Linked DNA regions of Mus musculus: region 2 is linked to region 1. Evidence: chromatin loops called from intact Hi-C (ENCODE). Cell type or tissue: gastrocnemius. All regions are shown on one strand.

Evidence for each region. Hi-C counts contacts between places; a loop is a spot of excess contacts. Peaks named below come from ENCODE experiments on the same cell type or tissue, not always from the same donor. Only the 100,000 strongest peaks of a DNase experiment are listed, where the experiment ranks them.
Region 2: a loop joins it to region 1, with 2.4 times the contacts of the local background. A loop is called at or near these places in 16 of 42 quality-filtered maps.

The regions. Positions count from the first base shown.
Region 1 is chr13:109,906,546-109,909,045 of GRCm38, forward strand. All of the region lies in intron 8 of Pde4d (phosphodiesterase 4D, cAMP specific), which reads left to right. Among named protein-coding and RNA genes, the nearest start is that of Mir1904, 4.0 kb to the left of the region's middle. In gastrocnemius, a CTCF peak has its summit at 1,269 (motif pointing left); a DNase peak (open chromatin) is centred at 1,256; H3K4me3 peaks cover 2,500 bases; H3K27ac peaks cover 2,500 bases.
Region 2 is chr13:109,621,077-109,623,576 of GRCm38, forward strand. The region is part of intron 3 of Pde4d (phosphodiesterase 4D, cAMP specific); the gene reads left to right. Among named protein-coding and RNA genes, the nearest start is that of Gm32703, 180 kb to the left of the region's middle. In gastrocnemius, a CTCF peak has its summit at 1,326 (motif pointing right); a DNase peak (open chromatin) is centred at 2,340.

The DNA of each region.
Region 1 (2,500 bases):
TGCTTGTATTGGAGGCGTAAGAGATTCCAGATGGCATTTAATTTGAGTGATTACATCTACAGCATTTACTCTCAAATGCACATTAATCTGCCTAAGAGTTGTACAGATTTCCCTCCCCACCCCCATCCCCTACCCCGGAACCAGCAATTGAGGGCAATTTCAGTGAGGCCTCAGCGCTTTAGAGGCGGACAGACCTAGAAGTTCACTCTGTGTTTTATTCTCTTCTTCACTGAGTTATTAAAAAAAATCATAATGTAAACTTTTTAAGCTACACTTTCCTTTAGTATAATCTGAGGCATAACAATAACCATTTTGAAAGGGCAATATAAGAGTTTGGGGTCAAGTTTTCTTGAGTTCCTTTTTTTGTCTGAAATATTCGATTTTATTAGTTTACTGCACAAGAGTAATTTTTGGTAGAAATTCTATGTGTCATAGATTTTTGTAATATGTCTTTATCATCCACAAATAGCTAGAATAGTTTGAGGTTCTAAGGAGATGTCCAGGCATTTCTTAAGTTCACATTTAAATTCCAGATAGAATGAGGTGTTTTTCTGCTATACTGTAGCTGGAAATATAGGCCTTGCTAGCCTTCAAGACATACATATGTATGAGTCTGGGGGGCACATTGCTGTCCTTCTATACAGATTTTGCAAAGCTAAAATACTTTCAAAGTAAAATACTTTAAGATACTTTCATGGTGTTTCTGGTCACACACACACCCCAAAGGGGTCAGATAAGGGTTGGGAGGTGTCTGCATGAGAGCCGGCAGAAGTCTGGTCCCCGGGGTTCAAAGAAATTTCTGTTCCAACCTTGCAACAACCCTCTCATGATCTAATAATGCTCATTTTACTGCGTCTTCCATGTAAGATCAGTGATGCTTGCAGGAGAAAAATGAAATCCTTTTGAAATAGCCCTAAAACATATCAATCTAAAAATACTAGCTTGTGTCTGCTCTCACATTTTGGGGGCAGTTTGGTAGCTCAGCACTCTTGAAAAGCACTGGGCTTTCCAGCGAACTGTAACTTGGTCTTGAAATTGGGATTCGAGCATCCTTTGCAAAGACTTAAGGTTTTTCCGTGGCTCCCTTCAAAGGCACCCACATCGGCTTTGCACACGTAGTGACGCGTTCTCTGTTAGTCTTAGTTTGTCTTTTTGGTCCATTGCTGCTCTCTTCCTCTGCTTTGAGAACAAATTAAGCTTCTCTTCTGGAGCCTGGTTCTTCTCAACTATTTTCCCACTGGCTCCCCCTGCTGCCGTATGGGTGCCAGCGCATAGCACAGGCTAGCACTTGCTGTTGACTTCAGATAACGGTTTTCTTCCGGCCAGGAGGTTTGCAGGAAGGAAGATGGGTTGTTCACAGCTGTAGCTGAAACTTAAGATATTCCAGCCCTGCCCCACAAAAGTATAAGGGAACTCAGAAGGACCGAAATCCCATTATGAAGGAAGCTAAGTTAGTTGCAAGAGACATTTTAAGTAGTGACAATTAAAATAGTTTTAGCTGTTAAAACATAAAAAAGAGGATTCTTAAGAGTTCATATATATACATATATATGCCTCAATAAATATATAAATTTTAAGAGAAAAGCTCTTGTATAGCCATAGAAGCTGGGAACTTGGCTTCTTGATATTTTGAGTTTGGTGTCTTATGTTTCCAACTTCTTAATAAAGGTAGATTTGGGAAAGCTTTTTTTTTTGTTTGTTTGCTTTTTTTGTTCTTTTTTTTTTGTCTCTAGAGCCTCACATAAAAGATAAAAACATAAAATATAGTACCACAGCTAGAAAAAAATTCTCTCTTTGCTTATAAGTAGTAATAGAAAAACAAAACAAAACACTTGCTTAAAATGCTTTAAGTTTTGCACACATCTGTGTGTGTGTGTGAGTGTGTGAGTATGTGCATCTCTCTGGTCTGGAAACATTGCTATAAGGATTTTCACTTCATTGACATGTAAGGTCTTTGTTTATAATGTAGCAAGACATGAGAGACTACAGGGAAAAAAGCCAACAGTGTCATTGGTTCCGTTCCTGTGTCAGCTTTCTGTGTTGGCTCGCATAAACTGACCCCTCACCCCTTGCTTCTATGTTTCATTAAATAAATCAATTACTAAGAGAATGCTTTCAGCTATCATCAGTCAATCAATTTGATTTATAGGAAAATGGTAGCTTCTATGGTAGAGTATGAACTATCCCGCCCTTTTTTAAAAACAATCAAAATGTTAAGGCTTAGTTGGATAAAAGAGTGAGTGTCCTTAGCATGATTCAAGCTTCCCTCCTTCCCCACAACCAAGGCCAGGAGACGATGCTTTGAAGGGATGTCAGGAATAGGAAAACAGTTTCTTCACTCCAACAGTTGGGTGATGGACCTAGAGACTTTCTTAAAGGGCAGACACATCCGTGATATTCACTAGGATATTAGTTAAATTGGACACAGCAGCTAATGTAATAGTGGGTTTATGATCTTGTCCCGTGGAAAATACCAAATGTTTTTTTCTTTTGTTATTGT
Region 2 (2,500 bases), 290 kb before region 1:
GTGTGTGTGTGTGTGTGTGTGTGTGTGTGTGTTTTAATGTTCTTTGAATGTATGGTCTAGCTTCTCACTTTATCTTCCAATCACGGTACTCTATCTTCTACCTGATCTGTTCTTCTTATAAGGTTCCTCCTGCTGCTTAGGTTGGAGTTATTGAGGTTTTATTTCCATCATCGTTTCAGCTTGAGTTCTACTTCTTTATTGAATTCAGTTTTCAGATCCTGGATTTTCTTTGTCACTTCATTCAGTTGTATGTTTGTGTCTTCCTAGACATCATCACTCAGGCATTTATTGCTACTTTTTTAAAAAAAGTTCATTGAACTGTTTGTTTGTGTCCTCTTTAAACTCCTTGAATTCTTGGCTGACATTTATGATTGTTCTTTGGAGTTCTGGAGTCCGTCTAGGCAATTCTCACTGAAGAACATTCATACAGGACTAGCAGATTTGGGAGAGATAAGTTGTCTTGGCCTTTCATATTGTCTGTGGTTTTTACAATAAAACATGGGTTTGTGATCCAATTGCTGTCCTTGGGAGTGGCTGTTGTAAGATTTCAAACTGTCTCAGACTATGCCAGAGAACTGGCTATACTTCAAGACCTGAAAGTTGGGGGTACCACTGTCAGGAGAGGCTCCAGGCACTTACTTACAAGGGAGGATCTTTGAACATCTGATCAGTCTGGGCTAGGCCCAGAGCTTAGCTATGGTGCTAGCCAACCCAGGGTGAATCTCCTCTCCTCATCAGTCTGAGCCTGTTCTCTTTATAGCTTGCTGACTCTAAATTTTTAATATGAAAAGACAGTATTTAACTGTGGCGTTGTGTATAATTTTCAGTATTCAATTCTTTGTCTTGTGAAATGGGTAAAAACTTTTATGAGAGAAAAAAAGAGCAAATGTCAGAAATCATAGGGACAAACATAGATACAGATTTCCTATTTTTAAAAGTTCTTTCAAGACATTGTCATTAATAAATATAGTTATGTGGATCATTTATGCAAGTCTTTAATTTTTTTAAATTCAATTGTGTGTGTGTGCGTGTGTGTGTATGTGTGCGTGTGTGTGTGTGTGTGTGTGTGTGTGTGTATCCATGTGCAGAAGACAATTTGGAGGAATTAGTTGTCTCCACTCATCCTCACCACATAGGTCATGGGGATGTAAATCAAGACTTCAGATAGGCGGCAAGTGCTTTTAGCAGCTGAGCCTTGTCTCTGGCAATTTGTGAATATTTAATAGTATCACGGGTTCTGTGTTGTCCATATCTGCATCCTCTAAAGGACTGGAAGTTGGACTGGGTGAGGAAAGGAAAGGAAATGCCCAGCCGCAGGGATCGCTGTGAAACCCTGTCTTCACTAGGGGGCATTGTGTTAACTTTCAGTTCTCTGTCTCTTTCTATCTGTCTGTCTCTGTCTCTCCCTGTCTCTGTCTCTCTCTTTGGGTCTCTCTCTATCTTTGTCTTTCTATCTTCCTCCCTCCCTCTCTGCTGCCTCTCTGTCTCTGTTTCTCTCTGTCTCGGTGTCTCTCTGTGTCCCTGTCTCTCTGCAGGAGAATTTCTTTTTAGACCTGGCAAATCCCTTTAGACCTCTTTCTCTCCTTTCCTTTGTCCCTACCATGGCTGCTGGTCCACACTAGGAAACCGACTGCTCTCTCCTTTACAATTCTGCTTCTGTAGACCTCACCATGCTCCTTCTAATTTAATTTTAGATCACACCACTATAAGTGCTAAGTGATGTGAGGTCCTGTCTGGTTTCTGAGCACTTCTTTCAGCACCTTTAACATCTCGGCAACTTGTGAAATTTCTCTGAGACATGACTAATTTAAAAGAGACCCAAAGGTCTTTGTTCATGACCTTTTGTTGAAATCTGTCTAAAACTCTAAAATTCATAGTGAGGAAAAAAAAAAGTAGCTTTGATGCTCAACTTTTTATTAACATATATCCAATTTTATCTGTACATTACAGTAACGTGTAGTAGTTGTCAGTGACATGACAACTCTACAGGAAAGATCATGTACAAATTTCTATAGTTCTATTGCCCAGAAAAAAAAAAGTCGATATTTTGGCGTATATTTTAATTAGTAAATGATTTTTGAGATTCTACTCCTAGTCTCCTTTTGATAATACACCTCTTAACAAAGCATTCCCTGTAATGTTTCAAAATACTCTTTACAATCCAGTGGCATCATACTGAACTGTTCTACTGAATGCTGTAAGCCTACATCCTTGAGTGTTCCCAACGAGTCAGCTCTCTGCAGTTGGGATACTCCATAGCCCTCAGAGCATCCCTCCTTGGCAGCTTCTTCCAGAAATTGCTAGAGTCTCTGCTCATTCACTGGATCCCTTGGCAATGAGACAGATTCCAACAGGCTGAGCGTGTTCAGGGGTCATACCTGCCAGCTGTTCACATTGGTGAAGACTAACCTGAAATCCCCTGAGTCTTTTAATGCCTTCTGACTGTGACCTGCATTTGTTAGTGCTGAGAAGTGACACTGGGCTAGCTGGCACAATAAGA